Regions from separate parts of the Mus musculus genome. Here region 1 is linked to region 2. The links are chromatin loops, found by intact Hi-C in ENCODE. Cell type or tissue: gastrocnemius. All regions are shown on one strand. Each heading gives the region's core, and the rest is flanking DNA. Links, peaks and the distances in the headings are about the cores only. Region 1 overlaps Begain (brain-enriched guanylate kinase-associated). Region 2 overlaps Wdr25 (WD repeat domain 25).

Evidence for each region. Peaks named below come from ENCODE experiments on the same cell type or tissue, not always from the same donor. Only the 100,000 strongest peaks of a DNase experiment are listed, where the experiment ranks them.
Region 1: a loop joins it to region 2, with 2.0 times the contacts of the local background. A loop is called at or near these places in 2 of 42 quality-filtered maps.

Annotation. Positions count from the first base shown.
Region 1 is chr12:109,044,663-109,060,101 of GRCm38, reverse strand. It overlaps Begain (brain-enriched guanylate kinase-associated), which reads left to right. Exons shown (of 7, transcript NM_001163175.1): 2 at 7,240-7,268. It overlaps Gm52002 (a long non-coding RNA gene), which reads right to left and starts at 14,624. Exons shown (of 2, transcript XR_003950262.1): 1 at 13,385-14,624; 2 at 12,727-12,881. In gastrocnemius, for the core only: no CTCF peak of the experiment used is centred there; a DNase peak (open chromatin) is centred at 7,234; H3K4me3 peaks cover 1,394 bases.
Region 2 is chr12:108,895,754-108,911,192 of GRCm38, reverse strand. It overlaps Wdr25 (WD repeat domain 25), which reads right to left. Exons shown (of 7, transcript NM_177602.3): 2 at 12,468-13,284. The coding sequence starts at 13,262. Among named protein-coding and RNA genes, the nearest start is that of Wdr25, 9.2 kb to the right of the region's middle. In gastrocnemius, for the core only: CTCF peaks have their summits at 7,151 (motif pointing left) and 8,091 (motif pointing left); DNase peaks (open chromatin) are centred at 6,619, 7,117, 7,397, 8,061 and 2 more places.

The sequences.
Region 1 (15,439 bases), core at 3,214-11,213, 150 kb before region 2:
TTGTGGATGGGTTGGTGTCCCAGTGCCTCCAGTGATGTCTTGCCTGGTTACAGGAGATGGCTGGGTCAGGTTCCGTGTTCCCCACAGCTAAGAGTCATAGCAAGGGTCAACCTCGTCGATTCCTGGGAGTTTCCATTGTCCTGGGTTTCTAGCTTGTCCCAGAGTTGTCTCTCACAGTACTCTCTGCCTCTGTCCTCCCGGCATCCTCCCCTTGGCACCGTCACTTCCAACACTCCTCCCTCCTTCCCTCCCCTCTCCCCTCTCATGTTTATATGGGTACTTATCTGAACTGAATTCAGCTCCTGATGTTTGCACTCTACCCGCTGAGCCATCTCCCTGGAGATGCGGACTCTTAGGAAGAGTTAGTAGGCACCTGTGATCTCGTCCTTTTGCTGCAGCTATGGTTTCGCCATGCCTATACCGAGTGGTAGCTTTGTCTGTCCTTCTATCCCCACTACCTAGCTCCAGCCATGGCATCCCTCATCTGCCCACCGGGCAGAGCTGAGAACATGACCTTCTCTCTCTGGCACTGAGCTTCAAAGCTCACATTTAATGACAATCAATTTTAGGGGTGGGGCCACCATGTGCTGGCATTGGGTCAATGGGTAGGAGGGCATTGGCTGGTCATTGTGGCCTGACCCAGGGGGGTATGAGCGCTCGGCCTGTGGAGACAGATGAAGGAAAGCATGACACTAGAACGCCTGAGAAGGATGCTTACTGGAGCCAGCTCCCAGGCCCAAAACCCTGACCCTCCCAGCTCTGGACAGATAGCTTCCAGCTCCCTCCTGCCTTCCAGGAAGGAAGCCCACATGAGGGAGATCTACAGCCACACACAGAGCCCCGGCACGGGCCCAGAGAACACTGTATCCCACCCAAGCTGGGAAGCAGGTGGCTGTAAGGCTAGGACACTGAGGTGTCCAGGCCCTCCTTCCCCAGCAGAATCCCCTAGCACAAGCTGCAAGCTTGCTGGGGGATCCCTTGCCCGCTTGAGCCGCCAGCGGGAAGCCAGGATGCCTTTCTCCAAGTTCCTGGATGAGGTCACTGTTCGCGTGCTAGACCCAGTGACCCTGGAGGGCTTCAGGGGCTCCCAAGGCCACAGCCAGGAGCCCTCTCCAGGTGACCACAGCTCCGGGCCAGCCCAGGAAGCCCAGGCCAGAGCCACCGCTTCAGAGGAGAAGGACCTGTCTCAGAGTCCCTGGCATTCCTTGGAAGCCACAGGCATCAGGGGCCTGGACAGCTGCGAGCAGGGAGATCCAGCACGTTTCCCCAGCCTGAGCGGGGTGAGTCCCAATCTTATGCCCCATTTCCCAGCATGAGCCTGTCTGACCCTCCCTCATCATACTATTCTTTTGTGATTTGTATGAAAGAAGACCATAAACACCCCAAGCATGAATCACTAAGGTGAAAGTTTCGGCCCTGATTTCAGAGTAGCAAACTAGGTCTGGGATCTGAGGAAGCAGTCCTGGTAACAGTAGTAGACGCATTGCTGGGTCGACCAAGCTTCCTCGGATCACCACAGGCTCCTGAAGATACCCTTTGTACCAAGGACAGTGCTCATTCTATAGTTCTGGTCCCTTCTCTGTGGACTCAGCAAAGTACTATAGCTACCAGGACAGTCCGAGGTCTAGGAAGAGGTCTATGTTCTTATTGTCTCATCCTGCTCTAAGCTCCCAGATGGCCTTCCTCATTCTGTATTCCTGTGTGTAGGGAAGGACACTGCGGAACCCACCCTCATGGCCTCCAAGTGGCCTGCCTGCAGAGCCAGTCCTGGGGTGGGACATGGGCTTCTCTGCTTCTTAGAAGTCCCTAGAGCCTCCCCAGAGTCCACCAGGGCCAGCTGCCTTCTGTGTGACAGGGACCCCCACTGTCCACAGCCCTGGGCTCTGTATACATTACACCTCCACCCTCCACGCCCTGCTTCTCAGGACCGGCAGGCTCTGGAGGAGTTGCTGACACCCAGGCCTCTCTGGAAGGCTTTGTCCCAAGGCTCTAATTACAACCTTCGGGGTGGCACATGGAGAGAGGTTGTAGCCGAGAGTCTTGGGGACCTGTTAGGCTAGGGGTGCATGGTGGGGTGGGACCAGCCTGGCTCTCAGCAGCTTCTCCAGTGAGGGAGCAGGCACCCGGCATGTGGTGCTGGGTTTTAGTCTTTCCTCTGCCCTGTCTGCATGAGTGAGCACAGGTAGATAAATGAGAAGTCAGTGTAGACGGTTACAGGAAACCCCAGCTGCTGCAGACTTGGGGCTGAGGCTCACTCATAACCCAATGACTTCAAAGCCAATTTCTGTCTGTCTTTTTTTTTTTTTTTTTAAGAACTAAAGTGTCACAAAGAAATCAAGAGACACAGAGGCAGTGACATGGTAGGGTAGGATTGTGACAATACGCTCGATATTGAGTGACCTAGAGCAAGCGACTCCCATGGGTTTGGAAAGAGCCTGTCTCTGGGTGCTAGGTGCCTCTGCAGGGCGGCTGCTTCATGCCCCCAATCTCTTACCATGTGGGAATGTGGGACGGAGTTGCTAGATCTTCCAAATTTTTCAGTAGAAGCCAAAAATATGGGTTTTAAAATGTAAACTCTTCCAATTTTTAAATGTTGGCTCAAACATTAAAAAAAAAAAAAAAAAAAAAAACGAAAGAAAGAAACCTCAAACAGGCCAAATACAACATGCTAGCAGGCCAGATTTAGTCTGGTAGGCCAGTTTGCAGGCACAGGCCTCAGTGACAAATGTAATAGGGTTGCAGGGGGATCCCTGTGAGCCCATAGAGCCCAGAAAAGTCCGAGGAGGCAGGGTCTACTGTACCTAAGAAGGGTGGCTTGCCCCTTCTTGGGCCAGCGCCAACCCATGCTAACTTGCTAGGCAGCCTTGGAAGGGTGTTCTCCTTGCCCCCACCAGCTGAGGTTGCCATGGGGACCCTACAGCACAGACAGAGCCCGGGGGGGGGGGTTGCCTAGGGATGCTAGACACTGTCCTCAACTCTCCCATGACCCAGCCATGGCACAAAGGTAACTTCTCATCCTCCTAGAGACACCTACCCCTGGTATCTGCTTCTGGACACAATGGAGCCTATAGGGACTGTCCTGGCTCCTGTGACCTCAGTGGGCTACATTGACCAATGTCAGGGCATAAGTGGCACCTCCGGTCTGCCACTCCCAGATCTGCCTTTCCTGACCCTGTTCCCCAACTCCAGGTTTCCATGTCTCCATCAGTGCCTCCCTCCAGACTGTGCAGGCAGCTTCAGACCCTCTAGACCAGAGTCCCGTCCTCCCTCCTCCCTCATCTGTACCATCTCCAAGCAGTCTGCGTCCAAGAGCCTTTCCAACTCCACACGGTCCCCACCTGGCCTGACACAGGAGCTTCATGTAGACTCCTGGGGTACCGAGTGTTCCCAGCTCAGGTAGACACTGCCATTCCCCAACAGTGGGACTCAGCACCCAGCCCATGTTGGTTGAATGAATGTAAGAATTTCCAGGAGCAAAATGAGATCCCTTGGAGAGAGTCCTCCCTCAAATAGCCATATAAAGGCTGGCTTTCTGGAGCAGGCACCCTTTGCAGCCTAGTCCTCAGGACAGCCCCTTCCACGGGCTACCTGCTGTCGATCACAGCATCCCCCAGGGGATTTTCCCTCCCTCCCTCCCTCCCTCCCTCCCTCCCTCCCTCCCTCCCTCCCTCCCTCCCTCCCTCCCTCCGTCCATCCGTCCTAATGAAGCACTGAGGCTCAGAGAGGGAGAGAGAGAGCCTTGCTTGAGATGAGGCAGCTGTTTAGGAAATTCCACATTTCAGTCAGTGAGGGGTGGGCTCTCCCCCTCCCTCATATGCTTAGGCTGTTTCCTCCACTCCTGTCAGGATGAAAGTGAAAGAGAAAGAGCCAAGGAAGAACAGGTGAGGATGCACTTGGCTTGGTGCAGGCTCTCTTCCAGTCTGACTTGCTCCTTTGAAGTGGCTTCGGTACTGTACCTAGGCTGTGTGTGGAGCGGGACCTGTGCATGTCTTCAGTGGGCAGAACTTCTCACAGGGTATCCAGGAGCCCAGACCTCCGGCTGGCAGAGGTGGGCTTCTGGGAGGGCCAGGGATGGCCTGTGGAGGATGAGACAGATGGCTGCATTGGGTTAAAGGCACCGTCTTTCACACAGGCTGTCCTCACCCGGGTAACCTTGTGACACAGTAACTAATGCTGAGGGTCCTGCACTGCCTGGGTAGCCAGAGAAGACGTCATCAGCTGTACAGAAGTCTGGCCATAGCATCCTAGAAGTGCATAGGTCCTGAGACAAGAAACTGGGTGGCCTAGTGGCCTGTGTGGGGATAGGATGGGATCACTGCTAGGTAGGGCCAAGTGTTCCAGTCCTCACCAAGGCACAACTACCTCCTCAAGGGGACACATGGGATACGAAAGCCTTCCTTCCCTGATGACAGAGGGAGGGTACGAGGTCGAGGCAAGCCTCTGGACCTCTGTCATTCTGCACTTGTTTCATGAGAGAGAATGTTGTAGGAAATAAAGATGAAGGTGGCAGGAAGAAGGTGGCCCACCCCGGTCACAGAGAACCCATTGTGGGACCCAGGACACAGGATAGGGGATGGGGAGGCACTTGGGGAATCACAGGCCCTGCACCTGAGAAAGAGAGGTATGTTCACAAGCAGGCTCAGGTGAAAGTGCTGGCAAGCAGGGGTCCCCTGGGCCATGAGTCCCAACCTCCACCTTCCTTTGTAGGTGCTTCCCCAGGTCTGAGGTTAGTGAAGGTGAGCACAGGACTTGAAATGCATTCTGACAACACCATGGCCCAGAAGGGCCAGCCTCAGGTCCCCAGTTCCTAAAAGTCCTTGCCTGGTGGCTCCTCCTCCACCAGGTAGGGCTGCTCTAGATGGCACTGGCAAAGACAGGGGCTTCTGGCTGGCTGAATCTGAGCCCAGTAGCTACCTCTATTTTCCATGCAGGGCTGCTTGTGGAGACAGGCTGTAAAGGCCAGGGGCCATGGTGTCCCACTGGCTTTGGGTCAGAGGAGGATCAAAGCCAAGGGGCAGAATCTGAAACAGCTGAGAAAAGGGCAGAGGCTCCTTCCCATTGTCTCCTTCCTCGCCCCGCCCCCACCCTAGCCACAAAGCTACCCACCACCTTCCTTGCCTCTTTCCCAGTCCCTTGGGGGATGTGGGGGGGGGGGGGTTCCCAAACCTTCTAGAAGAGCTGAAACAGTCAATGTAAATAATTGATGCTAGCTTTTTAAAATTAAATTTTAATACATTCTTATTAATTCCAGACAAATGCCCTGGCAGGTCATTCACTGTGAGTGATTGAGGAGGCCGAAGACAGATGAGGGATGGCCCCTGCCTTTGGGTGAAAGAGGCCTCTAAGAATGGCGTCCAGACCCGAACAAGCACTGTCAGCTTGAGGTCCCGGCTTCTTGTAGATCTAGGGCCCGATGTCTGATGTCTGGGATGTCTGGAAGGAGCTACCGCCCTGGGCCAGTGTGTGTGTGTGTGGGGGGGGGGGTGTTCAGATGGCTTTCCTTAAGGTGGACCCCAGACTTGGGGTGGAAGTGTACCCCCAGATAACCCCCTGGAGGGCCCGCTGCTCTCCTTGCGCTCCTCCCTGGTGGTAGAATCCCGTCAGCCACCAAATGGGTGGGGAGGCTTTAGTGGATGGATGGGTAGATGAACACTTGGATCGGGGGGGGGGGTGGTTTCATCCTGGCTGGCTCTGACCCTGCCAGTGGACGGCTCCTCCCACCCTGCGCTGGCTCGAGGAGGCCAAGACTGCTGGGTGCTGGGTGTCCTGGGGAGATCCGGGGCTCCTGCGTGGAAACTCACAGCTAGCCAGGGGAAGGCTGGAGAAGCCGTACTTCTGTGCCATAGGACCCAGGCATGCACTATCCGTGTTTATTGAGTATCTGCTATATGCTGGGACCCAATGCAGGAGATGAGCACTGTGATGGGGACTCGAAAAGGTGGGCCTGGGGCAGAGGGGCTCTGGGGATCGTGCTGATATGCTCCAAACTCTAACTAGAGAACTCTAGTCCTGAAGGATGATTCGTAGAAGGGGGTCTGGACTCGTGCTTTTTGTAAACTTTTATTAAAGTGTGCGGGGAGGGAAGCCCACCGGGCGCCCCTGGGGTCCTTTTCCTAACCCAGCCCCTTTGCAGCCCGCCAGAGCTGCAGGGCAGCAGAGCGCCTGTCCGAGCTCCTCCCGCCTTCCCTCCTCCAGATTTCAGGAGAGGAAACTGAGGCTCGGGGAGAGCCCGGAGGCCTGCTCGGGCGCCGGGGGAAGTTGCTGGCCGAGCCTAGCCGCGGCTCCGAGGCCGGGCTGCGCCCTCGCTCGGCGGGGCGGTGGGGGAGGCGGCGTGGGGCCCGGACCGAGCGGAGCGCGCTCCCGGCGGACGCGGCGGCGGCGCCCGGCGTGAGGGTCCGGGATGGGCAGCCATCAGTCTTCCCAGGTCTGTGGCGTCGTCCCTGGGTTCAGACTCCAGCACTGCCTTTCGCGGGAGGGCGGGGGCAGCCCCGGGGCGGCTTCGGCCGGGCGCAGGAGAGCCCGTTGCGCGCAGGAAGTGCGATCCCGCTCGGGCCGCTCGCCGTCCCCGGGGTTCGCCGGAACCCGCAGGGTTAACAGGGGCTAGTGGGTCCCGGGCGCGAGGATAGACCGTCCAGCCAGAAGGGTCTCCACAGCGCACGCGGGCGGGTCTGCGCCAGTGACTCGGAGCCCCGCCAGAGAACCGGGCGCGCCGGGGTTAATCCCTCGGGCCCAGGAGGGGGGGCAGGCTCCGAACCCCGAGATCGGAGGGCAGCAGGGTCCTGAGCAGAAGCAAGAGTGCCTCGCTTCCGATGCCGTTCCCCTCGAGCTGCGTGAGCGCCGGCCGGGTGCGTGGTTCCAACACTCTCCAGCGACTCGGCGCTCCTGCGCTGCCGGGCTCGGGAGGGACCGAGGGAGGGAACGGGGCAGCAGGGGTTAACGGCGGGCCGGGGAGCGGCGGGGGCCGCAGCCGCCCGAGAGTCGACGGGCACGGCGGGGCCCCTCCACTAGCGAGGCTGCTAGCCGCCCGGGCCGCTGCACCCCGCGTCCCCGACCGGTCCTCGGCTCGGCCCGGGGGGCGTAACTCGGTGGCGGCCCGGGCGGGCTCACCTGTTACACAGCCGCGGCCCGGCGCGCCCACTGAGGCACGGGGGTACGGGTTGGGGCGTACACGGGGCTGCCCACGGAAAGGGCCAGCGGGGCGCCCTGCTGCGCGCTGACCCTCTCCTTTGCTCTCCGCAGGCCTCTGCCGCAGACATGGAGAAACTCAGGTGAGTGCCGCGGGCGGGCCGGGGGTTGAGGGGGAGAGGGGCCAAGGGGCGCGGCGGGGCCCGGTGGGCGCGGGGTGGGCGCGGGTGGCGGACCGGGATGCGCGGCTGGGCGCGGGGCAGCGCGCGGGGCTCGGGGCGACCACGGCAGGGGCGTCATCCCCGACCGGTCCCCAAGGCCCTCGCGCGCTCGTCCCCTGGGACCCCGGGACCCCAAGACCCCGGCGCCGCGTCCCCGCCGTTGCGCCGACAGTTGTCGGGGCCGGGGTAGCGAAGTTTGCGCCGATGGCGGCGGGCGGGGATAGAGCCCGCGCGGCTTCCCAGGCCCCGCGTCTTGGAGCCATTTTGGGGGAGCCCCGCGGCCGCGGCCCGAAGCGCCCCCAAGGCCTTCCCGCGCACCCCCAAATAGAACGGGGGCCCGGACTCCGAGGGGCCCCGGCGCGCGCGGCAAGCGAGGGACCAGCCCATTTGAATATTCGCGGCTCCGGCCGCCGTCGCCCTTACCCTCGGACAGCCCCCCCCCTCCCCCCAACAGTGTTTTCCTCCCGAGCCAGGGCCCAGGCTGTGTGTGGTCACTAGGCCCAGTCCTTTGGTTCTGGGTTCGGGGCCATCGCCCCTGGCCTGGATGGTCTGCTGGTCCCCTTGTCCAAGACCAAAATTGTCAATATGGAAATAACTGGGTAGCAGGCCACCAGTCCCTGAGGGGTAGGCCTGGCTGGGCTCAGGCCTGGCCCAAGGTGGGGCCTGGATCTAGGGGAGGGGCTGGGCCTTCCCAGTTGACCTTCAATACTGATGATGAGTGGTCTCAGATACCCAGGTATCTGGAGACAAGAGCAGAGATTACAGGCCTGGCACCAACATATCCTGAGCTGGGAGGGGTCCAGCCTCTTGTGGCCTCAGAACAAAACCTGATGTCAGTGGGCCAAGGCCCACCTTGCATGGTCCAGGCCCAAATGGAAGCATCTAGGCCCAGAAAGCCATAGTTCCATCTATGGTCATAGCAATGACCCCAGGCCCAAGCCCAGGCCCTCCCCAGGCCAGGCCCCTCCCTGGTGCCCCTCCCTGACTGTTTTTCATCATCGTCCCCCCAATGAGGGAGGGGACACTATTCAACCCAACTGGGACTGGAGAAAAATTCAGAGGTTTCCAGAAAACAGATAGACTCCCTAAACTTAATTCTCTCTCTCCCTCCCTACGCTCAGCCAAGGGTCTTGGGTGTGGTATATGTGTGAAGCCTGGGGCCTGGTCAACCTGACTGGGGACATAGGTAGGTAGATGCCCTGTCCTTAGCTGAAAGGGGAGGGCTGAGGGCAGTGGTTAGGGCCTGGGCCCTGGGACTGAATTGGATCACATGACCTTCCATATTTGGTGAGGTCTAGAAGAGGGGACTCAGTATACCTCTTGGAATTGGAGTGGGAAGTGTCCCTCCCCCCACCCCCCAGAATTGGGGAGGGGCCCATTCTTGTCATCTGCTGGCCCTCTAGCATTGTGCTTCCCCAGCTTCCTCCAGAACATTCCTTTCCTGGTGGTATGGTTACTGAGAGCCACAGTGGGTTTCTGACTGGAGATTAAGGTTGGGCCTGAGGAACCAGAGGCTAAGGGAACCCAGTCACATGGCTTCCTACAGGGTGTCACAGGATTTAGGGTCCTACAGATCTAGCTTTTAGACAAGTCCTCCTCTTCTGGGTTTCAGCTTCCTCAGCTGCAGAATGAACGTCCCTACCAAGGGATGTGGGGGGAGGGGGGAACAAGTGTCTAGTCTGGGGTCAGGAACACATCAGAGGCCCAGATAGACTCTCCCCAGAGAGGCAGCAGCCCTCTAGACCCAGGCAAGAGGAAAGGTATCTGTCTGTGGCTGAGTGAAAGAGTCTTGGGTATCCAGACAGAAGGTGGTATGAGCTGGGTTCTGCCTCCTGGGGCAGAGAATGTGAGTTCCCAATGCCCTGGCCTGGGACTTTGGAATTAGGTTGAGTTCTGGGAGGTCCAGCCTTGGTCCCTCCCACTGCTCCCCAAGCCCCCCACCCACCCACCTCAGGCTTGAGCCTCAGTGGCTATAGCTTGAAGAATGATTTTGGTAGCAGCCTTCTGTGAGCAGACTTGAAGCCGACTCTCCCCTTCCTCGCGCCTCTGCCAGACTCTCACTCCACAGCATGGTCCCTCCATGGAGCCCTCAGCAAGTTACTGCCTTTCCCAGGGTCCTCCCTGCCCAGGAAGCCTTTTCAAAGCAAACTTTGAGGTTCTAATGACCCTTTATGCGAGGGTTTTTACTCGATCTGTGCACCAAGCCCCGTCCAGGATGCCGAGACCCAGCCCAGCCGTTCAAAGCAGGCACACAGGATAGGGAACAGTGAGGTCTGCTCAGGATGCTGCAGGCTAGCAACATTAGCTTCCTGAGATATTGGAAAAGGACTCTTAAGGATGCCTAAAGCGGGACTCAGGGTGACAGGTTAGTCAGGATACTCTCCAAGAGCACAAAGACCTCCGGGCTGAGAAAGCATTATGGGACAGAGGAGGAATGGGGAGTGGAGGTCAGGGCACTGTCCCAGACACCTGGAAATAGGTTCCTCTCCTTCCCAGTGCCACATGTGGGCACCCCGAGCACAAGATTTGGCTCTGACCTCTCTTCTACTAGCTCCAGTGCCTGGCAGACACTTGCACACAGTAGGACTGCTTGGGGCCACTGGCACATAGTAGGAGCACAACCACACTTATTGATGGCCTGGCCTCAGGGCTGCAGCCCAACATCTGCCTCTGAGTCCCTGCTCAAGTACTCCACCTCCAGCTGTCTATGAAACTCAGACGGGACGGCCCTGCATCTCAGCTGCCTGATGTGTGGTGACCGTGGGCCTCTCTCTGTTGCCCTGTTAGGTAGCCCCCCTCTCTCTGAACTGCAGCTTTGCCTCTGTGCTGAGGTGCAGGGGGTACTTGACAAGCCCAAAGATCCCCTCACTGGTGACCACGCCTTCTGCCAAAGCCAGTCCTTCAGGCAGTAGAACATGGTAGTCTCCAGAGAAGCAACACAGAGCCGGTGATCAACTGCACGGCTAACATGTAGACCAGGCTTGAGGACCACCTGCACACTGCCAGCCATCTTAGATCTCCAACCCCTACCCCCACCCCCACCCCAACGCAGCCCCAACCTCAGAGTCACCAGGACCCTGGCTTTTGGGGTCTATGAAGAGCTCCAAATGTGTTTCATTTGAATCCCCATCTGCCCCTTGGGGCTGGTTGGCTGTGGGAGTCACCCCAGTGAACGGCCACCCCCTTGAGCCACAGGCATTCCTGAGAGAGTGGGGTCATGGTAGGCAAAGCTGCTGTGGACATCCACGGAAAGTGTCCTGTGTGTGTGTGTGGGGGGGGGGCAGGGGACACATGATCACAGGCCAGAAGCATCCAACGCCACTGCCCAGGTCCTTGGCAACTTCCCCCATCAGGTAGGCATGGGAGTCTCTCCTAGCTGGATTCCTGTCATTTGATGTCCGTCTTGGGTGGCACCTACAGGCACTTTCCCCGCGGGATCCAGTGTGGCTGTGGATTGTGAGTATTCTTTCTACAGCCAGTTCCAGCAGGTCAGCACCTTCCGCCACCGTACGCTGCTCACTGTGGTCCTTGGGTGGACAGGATATCACGACTTTGACACTGTTGCATATCTCAAGCTGGGGAACTGGGTTGGCACTCGGGGCCTCAAGTGCCAACAGGCACTCCACCTTTGAACAGAACCCAGCCTGCTCCTGCTTTCTGTTTGAAGTCCTTTGTGTGTTGCTAATGGATTTTCAGGAGCCCTGCATGGCCACCTTCTTCCTGAACTTGGTCCCCGGTGTCCTGAAGTCGGTATTATTTTCACAGGGACACCTGCTCATGCATTTGACCCACACTTTGAACTTCTCACCTTAAGGCTTTCATAGAACCTTATGCAGGCCAGGCTCACGTCAATGCTGGGATGGGGGAGGGGGACACACACTCTGAGGCTGGCTCCAGAGAAACAAGTGGCTGTCAGGGCCACATGTACCTCATCTGAAGCCAAGGCTAAGGATGTGACCAAGACTCCAGACCCCTGCTCTCCAAGCCCCTGTGTAGCCCCCAGCACCCCCACACCCACCCCCCCTAAACATCTGCCCCCACTCACTGGATCCACCCTCCCTCAAAGGTCTGGCCTTGGCCCTCTGACTTGTCACTTAGGCTTTAGTTTGCTCGTTGACCACAGGCTCAACACATTTATTAAGCACCACTGTTTACCAAGGATATTGTAATCAAGGAATATATAAAAGAAAACACCCTAACCAGTTAGTGCAGACAGGAACTTTCCTAAACAAGTAAAATTGACAATTACACATGCTTTGGGGACAAAAATAGGAGGGTGACCAGCATCTGTGGGGCGGGGCAGTTTTGCAAGTCTGGGAAGGTAGCCTAACAAGCCTGGGAAAGAGGCCTGAGCTCCAGGCAGGCAGGAGATAACCACGTCAGGGGCCTGGTAAGCTCTGGAGGTGGACCAGGATGTGGGTTCTGAGGACAGAGGGGACTCACTGAGCCAGATCTGCTGACAAAGGTGGCATGACAGGTGCTAGGCCTGAGCTCCTGACAGACATGATGGGGGTAGCTGTGAGGACACTTGTGCAGGCTTGGGTCTCCTGGCATGTGGGAGTGTCTCCCCACCTCGGATCCTCTGCTCTTCATTTCTTTTCCCTCCAGCCCACCCACCCACTATCCCAACTAGCAGATCCCTCAATAAATAAGGTTTTTCAAGGCTCCTGCCTCTACGTCTAAATCTGATGCTACCAGAAGAAGCCTAATTCTCACTAAGGAGTGAGCGACTACCTCCTCTTGAATTCTTCCTTCAGGGATCAGACCATTGGAAAGAGGCCTGGCACATGAAGTAATTTTTCTTCTTTCTAGCTGTTTGTCCCTTCAGAGTTTACTGTCCTTACAGCCTAACTGGAACCTTGCCCTGCAAAGCCTCCTTCATGGAATATGTTGTTCTATGAGAGTGGAGCCACCATCCTAGCTTGAATGCCAGGTCTCTACCTAGGGGCTGTGTGACCTTGAGTAAATTTCTGAACCTCTCTGATTTTCTGATAATGGTACCTACTTTAGATAAATGGAATACATTTGAATGAACTTGGCTCTTGGAGCCATGTAGCCCCACCCACTGGGCAAATGACCTTATTCCCATAGTGAGGAGGAGGATGGAGGCAGGAGAGAGAAAGTCCAGGGTTTGTGGCAGGCTCTGCTGCAGTGTCAACCCTGGATGAGAAAACACATGCAGGACTAGAGATGGATGGCCTAGCAGCTAAGAGCATTCGTTCTTGCAAAGGACCCGAGTTTGATTCCCAGCACATACACAGCCACTCAAAACTACCCACAAGTCCAGTTCTAGGGGGTCCAACACCCTCTTCTGTCCTCTAGAGCTGGCAGGCACACACATCATGCACAGACATACAAGTCAAATACTCATACACATAAAATAAATCTAAAAACTTTACAAAGAAAAGGAAAAACAGACACAGGAATGGGAACTTCCGAGCTGCGCAGGGGCCATCTGCTTCATACACGCCCTGCAGTGGTCCAGGTAACCCACATCCCTAGTCAGGGCACCAGGTGGCAGGAGGCCTCATGACCCTGGAGCAGAGATGGAGGGAGGCTCAGGGAGTGGGCATAGAGAGCCTCTGGAGGGCCATCATAGTGATCACAAATGACCCATGGGCTTTTGTTTTAGATAGGGAAACTGAGGCACCCCAAAGACAGCTCCCTTCCTCATGGGGTGCCCCTTCCAGACGCTGGCTTCCAGACATATGCTGTCAGCACCACAGCTCTGGAGACAGCCTGTGAGAACATTCGTGCACATGTATGGAGGAGCAGACCTGTGGGGGTGAGGAGGAAGGGGCACCATGGAACCTGGGTGTCTGGAGGGCTCCGGGCAGGGACTGTCCACCTTGCCCAGCAGCCTATGTCCCTGACCATCCCAGACCTTGATGGCTTTATGACTACAGAGCGGAGAATGCAGGCCTCCTACAGCTCCCCAATAGTGAAGCCCCACGGTCGTTGATAACAGGGGGTGGGGTGGGGTGCTGAAGGTTTGTCCTCAAGCCAGCTTGGTGCCCAGGTGAGTACAGCCTCCTGACCTGGGTCCTGTGGGGTGTGGCGCCCAGGGGACAGGTGACTGGTCGTCTGTCCACTGTCTTCTCCTGGGAGACAGTCTGGGAGTGGGGTGGGGATGAGAGTGCCAAGCAGGAAAGACAGGAGCCCCAATAAAGCTGAGTACTGTAGACGCTCCTGGGGCCCATGTAGCCCCTCTGCTTAGCCTCCACCAGGCTCCTGTTTCTACTGTACCCCCCATTATGATGCCCCCAAACACAGTGCTGCCAGCTCTCCAATGCGGTGCACCCCTGGAGCTGTGCCTTCCCCTGGTTGATCCAGACCCCAGCTCCATATATCCCAGGATGGAACTCCCTCCTACCTTTGACCCCCAACCCAAGCACAGCTTGGTGGCCTCCCCAACCCAGCGTGATTGCTTCAAGACTAGGTCCAGAGGCTTGGGGGGAGGGGGAGGGTTGTGGGATAGGGGGCTGGGTTGTGGAGCACAGGAAGGGGCCCATCCTGTAGACAGGGTCAATGGGAGGGATGGGGAATGTCCAGGAATCTTCAGACATGGGAGAGGTTGTCTGTGAAGAGATTCTCATGTGCCCTACAGACAGGTGAGACAGAAGGATGGGGACGACTGGAATTAGAAACACCGGGGACCATGGCAGCTCGTGATATTTGCTACTGGGGATTATTGTGAGCGTGTGCACCCAGGGGAGGAGAGTGGCTGATAGGAAGCAGGCATGAGGAGCAACCTCAAAGGATGCTGGGAAAGGGTAGCCAGCCAGCCAGATGCCAGGTAAGGGACAAGAAGCGAGCGACAGGCGTTATTCAGTGCCGCAAGCCTGGCAGGGCTATGGAAACAGACAGCAGGGACAGAATACATTTCCGGCAGCAGAACGGACAGTGCCTGAAGTTCAGGGAAGGTGGTTATTGAAGTGTGAAAAGCAGCCACCCACAGGACTGCTGGAGAGAACAATCTAGAAGGAGAGGCTCACTGATTCAGTAAGGAAGCCTGTGATGGAACTGGCAGGAAGCAGGCAGGGCCCAGAGGGTTATCCCAGGCACATAGCACAGGTGTCAGGCAGATGTGGGTAGGTGGCACATGGGGTGGCATCTGTGGAGGTTCCCTTGGACGGCTTCCCATGCTCCATGCTGTAGGTGAGTGGGAGAGGGAAGAGGTGCTGGGGGTAGTATAGAGACACGAGAATGATGGTGGCACTCCAGGTCAGTCCATCTTTAGGGGCTGAGTCCAGGTGGGAACTGCCTTTCCTTGGGGTGGGGGTGAGAGGGGGGGGCATCAAGAAAGCCTGGGGGAGGAGTTTAGAAACAGAGAAGGGGACGGCCCTGCCGGGGGCGGGGCTATACCCAGCCCTGTGGTTTTATAGCTGCCCTGGGCATCCAGCTCTACCAACCCCAAGGGCTCTCTAGGACACAGCTCCAGGCACATGGCTCTCTTGGCAGGGGAGGGTGGCTGGGTAGGTCTACAGCTGCCTGATAGGATGAGGTGAGGAGCCTCTTTTCTGCCATAGCTCCTGATCTGACAGAGGATCCATGACAGCCTGAACTGCATAGCCATGGATGCTGGAGATAGAGCTGGGGCAGATAGAGCCAGGGAGACTTGTGACCCCTAGGGGCAACCCCCTTCCAGACAACCCCTTGCTATGGCCACAGAACCACAAGTGATGGTCAGTCCCATCCCTAACACATGCCAACACAGACTCGCACGTGCGCATGACCTTTCCACGGGGGTTGTTGGTTTTGTGACACCTCAGTAACCGCGATGGCAGCACAGTGGTGAGACTTATTAGCATCTAGCCTCTACACTGGGACCAGAGGTTGGGAACAGGACATCACAGAGCTGAGCCATCCAAGTCCTGTGACCTAGTACAGGCCTGACCTTACCCACTCCATACGTGTTTCCTCAGCTGGAAAGTGGGTAGGGTGGGGTGGGAAAGGGAGCTAAGGGGAGATGGTGGACAGGATGGGTGAGGCTCCTGTGCAGGCTGGAGTGTCCAGTCATCCATTGTCAGTGACTCACCAGTTCTTGAGGGAGGGGCAGCCACAGGTACGAAGGGTAGAGCCATCTAGTGGTG
Region 2 (15,439 bases), core at 4,524-12,523:
GTGTTTATGAAAGCTCTCCCGTCCCCCTACGGCTGCTGGGCCGTGTAAACACACTGTGAGGAGGGGACAGAAATAGCTGCTTGTGAAACTTTTAATACTAGCGTGTATGAGAATTAGAATTCTAAACCCAGCAGGTTAAAAATGTTCTGAAAGCAATTTTGGTGTTAGTCTAAATAATTATAGATGGTGCTCACTTAGATAAGGGCCTTTGCCCCCTCGGGGCTCCAAGGGAAAATTCTAGGCATGATAGTTAAGCAAAATAGTTGGTTATTACAGAGGCTTTTCGGTGGCAGTGCAAATTGGTATAATCCTTCTGGAAAGCAATCTGACAGGAGACGAACCTGGACCCATGGAAATGTACAACCCTTTGACCCAGCAGTCCCACTTCTGGGAATCAGTCTAAAAGAAATAATCCAACAGAAAGGGGTTTCATGCATGAAGATAACCACTTCAGTATTATCTATAACAGCAAAAATTAGAAACCACCTCGGTGTCCAAGGGCGGCTAAGTAAATTACAGTTAATCAACTCGATAGAGCGTCGCAGAACCAGTGAAAATTGACGGCCCTCCGAAGACACAGGGGCTGGTTGTGCTGCAGCAGCCAGGGCTCCGGGAGAATGTTAAGTGGCAAGCACAGGCTGCTGGAACCGTGTGTGCTCTCTAAGAAAAGCCCGTGTGGACCAGAAAGGGACAGGAGGACAGCGCCAGGGTGACCAGGGCTTAAGCATTCACTGGGCATGGAGGACCTGCTGTTCAGCACCTGGGAGCAGATGGTGGCTTGGAACCCCTCATCATGTTTTGTCTACTTATTTTAGGATTTAATCCAAGCAGAAAGAAGGGACACAGCTACAGCAGAACCTAGTCACTTGCCCCAGAGCTGGGATGGGAAGCCATTCCTGAGATTGCAAGTTACTTAAGACCACATTCGTTAAGCCTTTTGGTCTCTCCCACGCAGCCTAGAATGCGTAAGGGCCCGAAGAGCAGCTGACTGTGTGCATGACAGCGACAGCACATCGGCAATGAAAACCAAAGACATTTGAAAATATTTATGAACTTGTGTAGAATTAGCAAAAATAAACCCACCACGCATTAATATAAATAACATGTTTCTTATAAAAATAGCTAGAGTCTTCATAGCAGAAAGAAATTAGCGGGAAGGCATTGTTTACATTTTTGTGGGTTACACTGCTGCCTGACTTAATACAAGACAGCTGGGCTTTCATATCTGCTGCAGTATTTAATCTATGGCAATGGTGCCTGTCATGTAGCCCCTGGGAAAGTCCATTTACACTCCTGAGAGAATGAAAGTAGAAAAGGCAAATAACTTCTAGGTGTGATTATGAAAATAGTTTTGACCCGGTGGAAGGGTCGCAAGGACCCCTGGGGTGTTCAGATCATTGCAGTAGATTACAGCATCCCAGGCTGCAGCTATAGGGTTCAGATCATTGCAGTAGATTACAGCATCCCAGGCTGCAGCTATAGGGTTCAGATCATTGCAGTAGGTTACAGCATCCCAGGCTGCAGCTATAGGGTTCAGATCATTGCAGTAGATTACAGCATCCCAGGCTGCAGCTATAGGGTTCAGATCATTGCAGTAGGTTACAGCATCCCAGGCTGCAGCTATAGGGTTCAGATCATTGCAGTAGGTTACAGCATCCCAGGCTGCAGCTATAGGTGCTGGGTGGGTGCACAGCTGAAGTGCAGCCTCACTGGATTATTTCCTAGAGACCCACCCACATGCCGACAGCTGTGGCCTGCAGTGGAAAGTGGCCTTTTCACTCCTCTCACCCTTCTGGTTCCTCTACAGCAGTGTGCATTTCTTTTAGGGTCAGAGCACATTTCTTTCTTTGAGGCAGGATTTGGAAAGCCCTGATGTACCTGCGCCCTGAAGAATGAAGCTGGGTGGGAAGGTCACTTTAAATCATTAGTAGCCAGTGCTGGTGTGGGGAAGCATCAGGAAGCAGGGCTGGGTGGGGGCGGCAGCACCGCTCCTTAATATGCTGATCGATCCCTGGCACCTAGCACACATTCATCACAGTGCCATGCGGCCTGCCTGGGACCCAGTGACGAGAACTGAAACTGGCTCAAGCTAATCACTGCTAGATGAAGGTCAAATATAGGTGACTATATATCAGCTAGCAGGGTATGAGTAGACATGCCACTGCCTACAGCAGCTGGACACTTACAAAGGGAGAAGCCCGACCACAGACTTGACTACAAAATATGCTAGGTTTTCTCTGCTTTAAAAAAAAAAATGATAATGAAATACCAGAACTCAAACACCACCTGGGGGAAGGAGAGGAGGCGGGCTATGATGAGGGTCAATACTGTTAGCATGTAAATTGCCTGGAGATGGGGAACACTAAGACCATGGGAGATTAATGGACAGGAACCCCAATGACAAACCACTTACTTAGCATTCACAAGGTGCCAGGCCTGAGTCTAACCGCACTGTCCATAAATGAACTCATCTGGCCCTCAAACAAGATGCCATTAAATTAGCAGATGTTGGGGGGGGGGAGTAATAATTCTGCCCCTGTGGAGGACAGGGAGACATAGTCACTGTGCACACAGACATTGGTGTGAGCCACAAGCTAACGCTGTGGAGCAACAGGAATGAATGTTGTGCATCCGGGTACCCAGAAGAGATGTGCTACTGACAGGAGTGAAGAAGCAGAACTACAGGGCAAGAGGGAGAGTCAGGAGCAGGCACAACAACCCAAGATCCTTCCTCAGCATCACAGATGACATGAGGCTGCAGAGAGTGGAGACCCACCCACCCAGGACAGGCTGAAAGGAACACACACACACACACACACACACACACACACGTCAGGGACTCCGCCTGCCACCTCACAACCCTCAGGCAAGCTCACTGTAGACAAGTCCCTCCACCTCACACTTCAGGAAGCTTGATGGAAGGAGGGTGAGGATCCTGGCTAACAGCAGGGTGTTCCTACCCTGCTACCACACCTGAGGTTCTTAGCCCACATCGGAAGGCCACACTAGACACCTGGGCCTGCTGGTTGTCAGGGCAAAAGGATATGGCAGCTATGCATGGTGGCACTTGTCTATAATCCCAGCACACAGGAGCTGTGACAAGAAGGGTGCTGTAAGCTCAAGCCAAGCTGGGCCATTGAATGAATTCCAGACCAGTCTAGGCTAGAGTAAGGCACTGCCTCAAGAACGAACAAACAGCAACAGCTGAAGACAGAGTCAAGAGAGATGCAACCCCCTCTCTCCTCTCCTCTCCTCTCCTCTCCTCTCCTCTCCTCTCCTCTCCTCTCCTCTCCTCTTCCTGGGAAATTACAGTAAGACTGAGGGGAACCACTACTATGGAGTGTGTGTGTGTGTGTGTGTGTGTGTGTGTGTGTGTGTGGTATACATGCTTCGTCTGAAACAGAGTCTTGATTTTGTACCCTGGACTAGCCTCAAACTTCTTTCCTGCCCCAGGCACCCAAATGCTGGAATTATAGGCAAATACCAGCACACCTAGCTCTGGAAGACTGTGTAATCTCAGTTTTGTAGTGTGGGTTACAGAAGTTCCAATGGTGTGACTAGAGCCTGATGGTCCACTCAAAGAAAGAGAGAGCCCAGAAGAGAGCAAGGGTCGGGATGCATTCCGGCTGTCACACAAGTGGAAGTGCCAAGGCTTTTCATTTCTCCAATTTTCTTCTCAAAATCTGACCACTTTTACAATGAAGCAAAATGAAATATAGAACTACCCCCTTTTCTAAGACGCCAAGGGCCTCGCTATCACCAGGCACTAGACAGGCTCCTTTAAGAGTCTTCTGTGTCCAAGTTTTAAAAGCAACAAGAAATAATTCACTAGACTGTCTCAACTCCTAAGTGTGCCAATTTTGCAATCTGCATTTTTCAATTACATTAAAAGCATTTTTCCAAATTGCTCTATTCTCCCCTTAATGACACGGGATGAGATTGGCTGAGACGCGCTCCCCGAGGAGAGGGCCAGCACCTTCATGCCTGGCACCGCTTGCACATGAGCTGCCCTGGGTGCACAAAACTGGTCAAGTTCAACCACAAAGGCTCCCAGAAAGCAGAAAGCACACAGGGCTAGCCACTGCACTGCTTTCAGTCAGCTCATGTTGGTTCTGAGAGCCTCAAGCTCGTGAAGTAAAGGGAACCAGAAGCATCTCCAGTATTGGCCCTGAACTCATCTCGGCTTTCACTAGAGGGAAGAGGGCGTCAGAGACACTTCACCTCCCACGAAAAAGGAAGTTCCAGCCCAGAAGCTGCCAACTCTTCCCAGAGGCTCTGCAGCCTGGCTACTGACACCTAAGCCACCGCAGGACAACACGGGGACTCTCAACCTTCCCAGGAAGGTGAGAGGGAAGAGAGGGGCAAGCAGACTCCAGAACTGCGTGCCCCAGGGCACCTCCTGCTCTCCCTTGGTCTCCGCCACCTGAAGAAGGACCAGATGATCTCTCCATGTGCCGGCGTGTGTGCATGTTAACACACACACCAAATTCTCCCCTCGCCTTCACCTAATTACCCTCCATGCACTCACTGTTAATCATTCACTCCCCAAATACCAGACACCCACCACCACAACCCGCCCCTCCTACCCAGCTGCGCCTCTCATTTCCAACAGATCTGCCTCGTGCTCGGAATAAATTGCCAATCATCTGCATAATGCTCCCGAGCTCCTTCCTCCACGCACCAAATCACTTCTCAACCTCATTTCGTAAAAATCCATCAAGAGTAATTCTTTCAAAACTGAACTAAACCCTCGCTCTGGCACTTGGATCCATAAATTCCTTGTCTTTGAATGTGAAATATATCACTTTTTACAAAGCACATCCAAGATACCCTAATATAATCAGATCCACTAACAATGATAAATCAGCGAGATCCTGTAATATATAAAAATGCAAATCCAAGCCACCGTGGAAATCATCTCTGCTCCCCCTGCCCTTAACAAAGCCCAAGTAGTGAGGCTGAAGAGAGCCTGGGCCCATCTGGGAGAAAGCGCTGCTTTTCAACTGGGCATTTCCAGAGGTGGAGGAGGAACAGCTTGCCTGTTTGGCTCAGTCTCTGTAGCCTATTGCCCGCCCCATGTTGCCTGCTGTGTAACTGGGAACAAGTTTCAGCTCTGTGGTAAAGTGTGTTAAAAGCTGTGCCTAGCAGCATGTGGTGGACCCGGTGCAGCTGCTGACGCCCTGCTCCCTCATGTGCTCCTGGTCACCACAGGGCCGGTGATCAGCACAAGAAAGCACCAGCTGGGGTCACCTGCCTCCATCGCAGAGCCTTCAGCTACCTCCGAAGGCAGCTTGCCTGAGGGAGGCAGCATAGCTCCCTCCTGGGTCCCCTAAGAGGTTGCTTCCCCAGCGCTGCTGAGGCTTGACTTTGGACTCAAGCAACCGTCCACCATCCAGTGGCCAGTGTGAGCGCCTGGCAACTGGGCCGTCCTCAGCAGGACCTGGCGGATGCACAAAGCACTCCAAAGGACGACAAAGGCAGCTCAGTAGCATTGATCTCAGAAACTCCATGCATTTTAAAGGGATTTATCTCAGGAACACTGAGGATGAAACTCTTTAAAAATCCATATGTACAAAAACAGACTATGAAGAGATTCACAAAAGCAGAACTACATTAAGTCAGAAGACTCTAACTGAGGTGTTTTTTGCACATTTATGTTTTAACCAATCAATATGGGTACAAGGGGGGAAATTCTCGCTTATGCCAGGGACTGGACTAGATCATTTCTTCCCATATCTGTGGCAACAGTCCTCATTGATGGCCATTCTCTCTCCTTTACCGTGATACCTGGGGATCAGAGAGACCAAGTAATCGTATGCAAAGTCCCGGCAGCACTGAGCAGCAGTAGAGTCACGCACCAAAGGCCGGCCAGTGTAAGGTTCCATTTCCCACACACAGGCCTTCTGCCGGCCGACAGTGCAAAGCCCATCTTCACTACATTAAGCAGCAGAAAAGATGGCATTTATGCACAGTGTGATCACGGCAGGACTACTTGCTTTAAAATGGACTCCAGAAGCTACAGGAAACAGCACAGGAGAGACGAGGGAAAGTGTGAGGAAAGGGACAGTCAGAAAGCTGTTTGTGGACAGTTTTTCACTGGGGACTTTGTTTGGGGGAGCGGGGATGGAACCCCAGGTCCTCTGCCTGCAGGGCAGACATTCCACCTCTGAGCTATACACCCAGCCCCACAAACAATACAAAAGACAATCTGGTGGAGGGCAAGATAGCAATGACCAGCTGGCCAGTGTCAACATGCGGGATGCAGCAGCCAGACCGGGGCGGCCTAGAGATGCGCCATGACCAGGACAGTACAAGCACTGATGTCTCCTTCGCATCTCATTTATCTGAGTCAGTCAAGTTTCCCCAGTAAGCGTCAGTTTGGCTTTTTAAAAATATGTTACAGAAGCTTGCTATTTGTTATTGAAGAAAAATCTAGAATAAAGCAAATTAACAACACGCAGCTCACAAGCTTTATGTACAGACCTGCCTAAGTAAGAACTCGTCCCCACAGCAGGAAGCACGCTGGTGCAGCAGGGAGTCCCCTGGGGGGCCTGGTCCAGCCTCTGCATGGGCAGCCAGACAAGGCTGTCTGTTTGCCTTTTTCCCTCAGAAAAGGCATCAAAGGCTGAATTCCACCTTTACGTGCAGTGGGTGTTCAAACATGCAGAGCCCAGGGAGTTCACGGAGAAATGAAAAGAGAGCATAAAGGTGTCTGTGCTGGGACTACAGCCAGGAAAGCCTCGAGCTCACGGAGGAGGGCAGGAGGGTCACCGCCTGCGACAGCGGAGCAGCGCTTCAGGGCCTGTGACTCATTGTTTTATTTTACTTAATTGCTTTGGCTGTAAATTTTTCAAAACTAATATAAGCACATTTTACAGCTCACAGAACATTTAGAGCATATTAAAATACATATCTTTCCACCGTAATGTGCCTAGCTGAAATGTGTGCCTCCAAAGCCGAGCTTTAAGGCAACGAAAGACCGGCACTTGGCTCCTCACATCAGTCAGATGAACGGAGCTGGCTTGCTCCAGATCAGAGAAAAATCATCTCAGTAAATGTTACAAGGAGTCAAGGATTCTACCACATTCTAGAAGCTTGGATGGGCAAAAGATAGCAAGTCTTACTGTGCCCCCTAGAGGTGAGCAGGATTTTTGCATGTGCACACACAAACCCTCTTAAATCAAAGCAGTGAAATCCAAAAAATGTCTTTAAACCTTCATTGATCACTTAACAGGGACCAAATCTCATGCCAGATGCTACAAAGAATATAAAAATGGGTCTGGTGTGACTTCTGCATTCACAAAGCTTACCGCCTGTTGAACATCTCAGATACAGTAAGCCACCGCTGGCAGGGACGGGAGCAAAGCCCCAGCACCCTGAGTGACAGGAGCACATGCCAGGTCCCACCCAGTTGTTCACATCCTGAGTGCCAGCACCCAGGCCAGGAAGACCAAGCACACACATAATACCTCCACCTCACAGGAATACTGGGGCTTGGTTTATAACCACAGGCATCTCTGACATCAGGGAGGGAAAAGCAGCCACCACTCAGCAGGCCACATACCAACCTGCAGGCCTAGGGTAGGACTTCCAACCTCAGGTGCACACCTGAGCCCTCCATGCCCTAACCCATCTTCCCACCACAGCTTATTGGTTCCTACTACTCATTCTGCATTCCGAACTTACTGAGAGTCCCACTTACACAAAATGATTTTCCAAACAACCCTAATCACTAAAACTATGAGACATCTTATTAAAGCCTCTGCTCGGGTTCCAGCTTGATAGTCACCCCTGGCTTATAGAAACCTGAATTTTCATAAAGATCAGGAGACTCTGCTCCTAGCATGCATGGTCAGTACTGACAACAACTCAACTATAGCAAGTGTCTTTGCCCGAAGCCATCCTTTGGATGTACTGGGGAACTAGACAGGGGCGTAGAGCACTCCCTCAAGCTTCCTGGCAGCCAAGGAGTCTCACACTAGCATCACCACCTCCGGCCCACACGCCTCCTGGGACAGGCCACACATCAGCATCCCACACACAGCCCTAAACGCAGGCTTCTCGTCATCCCAGGCAGCCCAACTGCGACCTCTTCTGGCCGTGAAGTGTCACACCAGTCCTGGCACACTTTTCTTCACCACACCCAGAGCCAAGGTGCCAACTCACTCTTTCTTAAAAAACAACATGGAGCATAGTGGCACTTGCCTTTCTCTTAGCACTCTGAAGGAAGAGAGAGGCAGGTCTTTATGGGGTCGTGACTAGCTTGATCTTCATAATGAATAACAAGGCAGCCAGGGCTACCTAGTGAGATACTATCCTAAAGAAAACAATCTTTGGGGTGAGCAAAATGGCTTATCAAGTAAAGGCACTTGCCACTGAGCCCAATCCCCAACAGTGACATAGTGGAAGAAGAACTGGCACCCCCCAAAGTTGTCCTCTGACCTCCACACATGTACCATAGCACACATGTGTCCCCCAAACACACATATAAAAAGTAAACAATTTTTAAAAATAAAGTCATCATGGTCAACCTGAAAAGTGCTTGCTTTACAAGCAGGAGGACAGGAATTCAACTCCCAAAACTCATGTGAAAAGGCTAGGCACAGTCATATAATCCTGGAACCCCAGCTTTGGGGAAACAGGCAGGCAGATCCTGGGATATGCCAGCTGGCCAACCTAGTCTATCTTAAAAAGAACAACTGAGGAACAATATCCAAAGCTGCCCTCTGTCCTCCACCTACAAACACACACACACACACACACACACACGTACTCTCACACACACGTACACATACACGTACTCTCACACACACACACATACTCACTCACACACACATACAATATCATCATGGGGTTAGGAATAGCTCAGTGATAGAGGGTTCACTTTTACACACAAGGTCCTGAACTCAAGCCCCCAGCAAAAACAAAAACAAACAAACAGCAGAAGGATACTCATAGTATGTCTTCAGGAAACTGAAGCCTCTTGTCAGTAATGATGACCCAGGGTGGGCAAGCTGCTCAGTTCTACCAATGGGGCCTTCAGGTAAAGAGCAGCTCCACTGGGCTCAGGTCTAGCTCTTCCCATCAGTGCACAGGGAGTTGGCAGGAGGCACTCACGAGGAGACACCTGACCTCTCCATGAGGCAGCATCATAGGTTAAAGACATGATCACCACGGCAACCTCTCCCACCTTCTTGCTCAATAGTCCCCCACATCTGCCAGGCTGCCCTCCCCTCTCTAGTGGCCAAGAGAAAGGACTGTATAACCTATTCTAGAACTACAGCTAAGTTCCCACGAGGAGCCATGAGCTCACTTGATACTGTAGACACAGAATATGTAGGTATTCGTGCTATTAGAGAACCTTCAGGCCTTCCTTGCCAAGGGCATTAAGCATCAGGAAAGCCTACCTACTGTAAAGCAAACCCCTCCACCCTGTGAGCATTGCCCCACCATTAGTCCTGAGGGGCTGGAGAAGGAACCCAGGCAACATCCAGGCTCATCTAGAAGGCAGGGACCTCTACATTCAAACATTGGACAGTGCACAGGGAACTGTGGGAAGAGGGAAGGCTAAGTATGAACACAGCTTGGGGGGGGGGGTGTCCCGACAGGAAAGACATGACCCATCTGGCTCGACGTAGCTCTTGCTCCTGGCACACTGCCCAACCTAAGACCACAGAATAGATAAACACTCTTCATCGGCCCTGTTCTGAGCTGGGTCTTGACTGTTCAGTAGAAACTGGCCAAGCAAGAAGCAAAGGGAAAGGAACCTGAAGACCGGACAGAGGAGGAAATAATTTCAGCAATCAGGTGAGCTCAAAGTCAGGGTGTCCTGTGTACTCCAGAGCCAGCCAGACACTGCTAGGAGCCTGGGCCCAACTGAAACCCTCAGACAGGCCTCTGGGCATCAGGCTCTCAAAACTCTGGGTCAGTCCAGGATTGCCATGAGCCACCCAGACCACTGAACGTCCCTCACATAGATTACACAGCCCAACACCACAGAAGCACCAAAGCCTGGCTCAAAGAATTGAAGAGAACATATCAGCCTTGCTAGAGCCAAACAGGAGTCTCTGCATGGTCTGTAAATGTCTGTCTACACCCACAGACCTAGCTCACTTCTAAGCATTTGGGTCTTCTCTTCCCACCAAAATGCCTTCTGGTACTGGTAGGTTGGGGCTCAAAACATAGTTGTCAGAGGACAACTTTGGCTGCTTTTCTTTTTTTTTTTTTTAATTTTATTTATTTCTGTTTCACAATTTCTATTTCACATGCATTGATGTTTTGCTTGCATATATTGTCTGTCTGTCTGGAAGTATCAGATCCACTAGAACTGGAGCTAAAGACAGCTGTGATCGGTCATGTGTCTGCTGGGAATTGAACCTTTTAGTCCTGGTCTGGGCTTACTTTGTAGACCAGGCTGGCCTCAAGCTCACAGAGATCCTCCTGCCTCAGTGTTTTTAGCCCCTGATCTGCTGAGCCATCACTCCAGCCCCTAGCTGTTGTTCTTCAGTTATGCTAGATTGCTTTATGTCAACTTGACACAAGCAGAGTCATTTGAAAGGAGGGAACCTCAACAGAGAAAATCCTCCATAAGGTCAAGCTGTAAGTATCATTGGAGGCATTTTCTTAACTAGTGACTGATGGTGGAGGCCAAGTCCATAGCCTGCATCATCTGCTGCCTCCAGGTTCCTGCCCTGTCTTCCTCTGATGACGGACTACTATGTAGAAGTATAAGCCAAATAACCCTTTCCTCCCCAACTTGCTTTTGGTATTTCATCAAAGCAAAAGTAATTCTAACTAGGACAGGCACCAGCCTTGTTTTTTAAGACTGAGTCTCTCACAGAGCCTGTATTTCACCAATACAGGTGAGCTAACCTGGCTGACCAGAGAACCTGAAGGACCCACCTCTTTCCACCTACCTAGACTAGGTTTACAAGTAGGCACCCATCTTTTTGTGAGGAGGGGTTGAGACAGGGTTTCTCTGTGTAACAAGCTCTAGTTGTTCTGGACTTGCTTTGTAGACCAGGCTGGCCTCAAGTTCACAGAGATCCCCTTGCCTCTGCCTCCTGAGTTCTGGGTAAAGGTATGCACCACCAGGCCCTGCTTACCCACCCGCCCTTCATGTGTATTCTGAGAATCAAGTGCTTGTGATCACAAGAACTTTACTAAATGAACCACCTCCCCAGCCTACACTACATGCTTTTGAAAACACATTTCTCAAGTGATCATGTGACACAGGTATAAGTGTCCCTTTCAAAGACAAGATATCAGACTCAGAGGGAGACCCACTTAGGCCAGAGGCCAGCTACCCTGTACAGGCTGTGGGAAGCCATTCTCTTCCAAGGAGAAGTAAGAAGAGGCATCACAGCTTATTAGCAAAAGATTAAGAGAGGCAGTATTCAGGGCCGGGAGCACTGGGGAAGATGTGATTTTACTACAGCCCCTATAGCTTATTTGCTCCATACATCTCAGGCTTATTTATTCTGCTGGCTATAAGTTGCAGTTACAAGCTGCAGTTAAATTTATTGCATGGTGGTACATATCTTTCATCCCAGCACTTATAGAAAGCAGAGGCAGGCAGATCTCTTTACCTTTGAGGCAAGTCTGGTCTACATAGTGAGTTCCAGGCCAGTCAGGGCTAGCCACACAATGAGAGCCTGTCAAAAAACAAACAAACAAACAAACAAACAAACTGTATCCCACTGAAAACAGATGTCTAATTTCTCTGACCTCACAGGCAATAGAACATCTAACTCTTCTACATCTCTTTTCTCTCTCTCTCTCTCTCTCTCTCTCTCTCTCTCTCTCTCTTTCTCTCTCTCTCTCTCATAGGGGCCATAAGCCTTATAGGCAAGCCTGAACTACTACTTTGGGGGACCCTCTATAAATAAATATCAGGCTCTAGCAGGGGACTATGTAAGTAGGAACACGCTTACAGCAGTGTAGTTCATGGGATGTGCTACTAAATGTGACAAAATGTCCAACCATAGGAAAGGAAATGAACTAAGACATACTTGAATTAAAATAATGTGTGCATGCTGAGCAGTACTAGTGCAGCCTTTAATCCCAACAGATGCAGGAGGATCTCTGTGAGTTCAAGACCAACCTGGTCTACAGAGCAAGTTCCAGGACAGCCAAAGCAACACAGAGAAACCCTGTCTTGAAATTAAAATACATGTATATTACTAGCAAATGAAGTAAAATGTTTATCATCTAGTCATACTATAATTTATTAATACTGTATAGTGCTATGGCAAGGCAGTGTTGGAAAAGATAGGAATGAGGCAGGAAAGACCAAAGATCTGAGGCTGATGATAGAGAACTCTCTCCAATGTACCAAAGAGAACTACAGAAATTCCCAAAGAGTGTGTGTAGCCTGTGCCCACCCACTGCCTGCCTGACTCGAATCAGTAAAGTATCCCAGTTGCTTACACCTAAGAGCCACTGGGAGTTGTTTTCCCTTGTCTTACCTTGAAGGTTTTGTCCATGGAAGCAGAGAGAAGCATGTGGCTCTTGCAAAAGACTGGACACCACTGAATGCTGTTGACCGGGCCCCTGTGGCCTCGAAGGTGGAAAAGCACTTTCTTGGGGACCGTAGTCTCTCTGTACTGACTGTTCAAATATGGCTGGATGAACTCAGACACTGTGGGAGCCACACAGAGTGGGGCCGGGGCACACCCTGCAGGAGGTCCCGGGGGCTCTCCATCTTTGCCCCCACCTGCTTCTGGATTCAGCGCTTGCAGCTGCCTTAGCCTCTTGGGGATATAGGGAAGCACACAGTCCTCACCCCTTTTCCTCTGAGAAGAGCTGGCATTTCCAGCTGTGCTTTCAAATGTGCTTTGATCATGAGAAGGTTTGAGGACGTCCCAGGCAGGTTTTAGTGGCTTAAGACAGGCAGCTGCTAGGGGCACGTGGCCGACTGGAGCCCGGCTCATCCACAGAGAAGGACGAGGAGGCTCACTGGGAGGGAAAGTGGTATCAGGTTCCTTTGAGGGCCACTGTAGCCTCTGGCTGGGACAAGACCCAGGGTCACTTCTCCAGAGCCGAGCCAGCGGCAGACGTTGCATCCCTGGGTCTTCATTAGGAGAGTTCCCTGTGTGCTGTGCCCCCTCTTTGGTCACGCCCACTGTGCTAGATGCAAACCCCATCCCAGACGGCCTGCTCATACCAGAGGCGTCACTTATCTGACCTGCAGCGTCCCCACTTCTGGCAGGGTCAGCCTCGGTCTCGGAGTCAGAATCATCATATGCCACCAGCGAGGCCATACAGTCACACAAAGGTGACTTCCTAGAAGTAAACAAGATCTAGAGTTAGCAACCGTTAATAACGCGAGTCGTTCTGCACTTCGGGGCAGGATGTCCCCTTGAAGCTCAAAGACGTCAAACTCCACAAGCACAAACACATACAGAATAGAAAAGGATTTCAGATATTTCAACATAGAGAAATTATGTTTGGCGCAGGAAAGGTAGCTCAGTGATTAGCAGCGTGTACTGCTCTCCCAGAGGACCCACCCTGGGCAGCTCACAGCCACAGCAGTCCTGGCTCCTGAGGATCCAATGCCCTGTTCTGAGCTCCATGACTACCTGCATTCGCATGTACAAGCTCACACACCAACGATAGGTGCATGCGCGCAATTAAAAATAGGAAACATACCTTTTTAAAAGGGGAAACTAAAAAATATAGTTTGGGCTGCAAGATGACTCGGTGGATTAAAGGCACTCGTCATCACACCTAAGCTCAGTCCCTGGAACCTACACAGTGGAAAGAGAAAAACCAACTCATGAAAAATTTCCCTTGACCTCAGCATGTGAGCCTTAAGACGCATGCTGTCTCCCAGTTATGTATACAATAAAAGGTTTGTTTGTTTGTTTGTTTGTTTTTTAAAAAAAAAGGGGGGGGGAATGATATTTGACAAGGTATGTATGTTAACCCTAATTTAAATATTACATAATATATAAAAACCCAAGTAATAGTAAAAAAAAAATGGGTCTCCTACTAAATAGAAATAATTAGTTACTGTGTGTGTGTGTGTGTGTGTGTGTGTGTGTGTGTGTGTGTGTGTTCAGACAGGGTTTCTCTGGGTAGCTGCAGCTATCCTAGAACTTGCTCTGTAGACCAGGCTGACCTCACACTTACCGAGATCCTTCTGCCTCTGCTTCCTTAGTGCTGGGATTAAAGGCCTGGGCCTCCACTTCCTGGTTTTACAGATAATTTTTTAAATGGAAACCTCTGTGGGGCTGGGGCTAAAGCTCGCTGACAGAATTCTTGTCAACACATGCAAGGTTCTGGGTTTGCCCCTCCGCACTGCAAAGCAGAAGAGAAGAAAAAAGAGAATGTAGAAAAAGAGCACGAGGGCAAGAGGGACCTGGGTATGGCAGCACCCACCTTTGAGCCTAGCATTCGTGATGCTGAGGCAGGAGGATTATGACTTCAAGGACACCCTGGGATACCTAGGCAAGACCCAGTCTTTAAAAACAAACAACCTCAGCCTGGAGATGATGATGTACACCTATAATCCCAGCACTCAGGAGGCAGAGACAGGTGGATTTCTGAATTCGAGGCAGCCTGATCTGCAGAGTGAGTTCAAGGACAGCCAGGGTCACACAGAGAAACCCTGTCTCTAAAAACAAACAAACAAAAAAAAAGAAAAAATCCGTGTCCAGAGAAACAGAGCAACTGCAGAGTACTGCCCGGGCACGTACAAAGCCCAGGTTGGGTCCTAAGTCACCAGTCAACCCAACTGTGGCAAGAGCAATTCTAAACATGGCATCCAAATCTGTTTGTTTCACCCCAAATGCATAGGTTCACAGGGTACTAAATTTCCATTCAAAAGTTTTTCCTGGAATTCTGAGCATTCACAAATTTCTATCAGCTAGTTCTCAGTAAGAATTGCTTTGGTCTAAAACTCAGTATTAATTCTGTGAGTACAGACAGAAAGAAAATAAGGATGCTGAGCATATCTCAGCCAGCAGAGGGTGGAGTGGGACAAAGTGCAAGCCTGGGCCATGGACCAGCTAGCCCGCTTCTTTTTTTATGCTTGTGTGTTTGCTGTGTAAGTGTATGCATGCCTATGCGAATGTGCAAACCTGTTCTCCTAAATACAAGGAGGCCAGAAGATGGAGTCCTGTGCTGTTTCACTTTCTATCTATTCGAGACATAGTCTGTCTGTGACCTCTTACAGGTTGAGTTACAAGCAAGTGTGAAATGGCTTGTTACATGGGTGCTGGGATCCAAACTTTGGTCTTCATGATTTCAAAACAAGTGTCTTTAACAGATGAACCTCCCTAGCCCATTACAAGTACTCACTATGTAAGCCAGGCTGGTCTTAGTCCAGTCTTCCTGCCTCAGCCTTCAGAGTGCTGGCATTACAAGTATATATCACCATGTCAGATCACACACTGGGCTCCAAAATTCCACTCAAAGCCTTCCACATCTGTCCCCT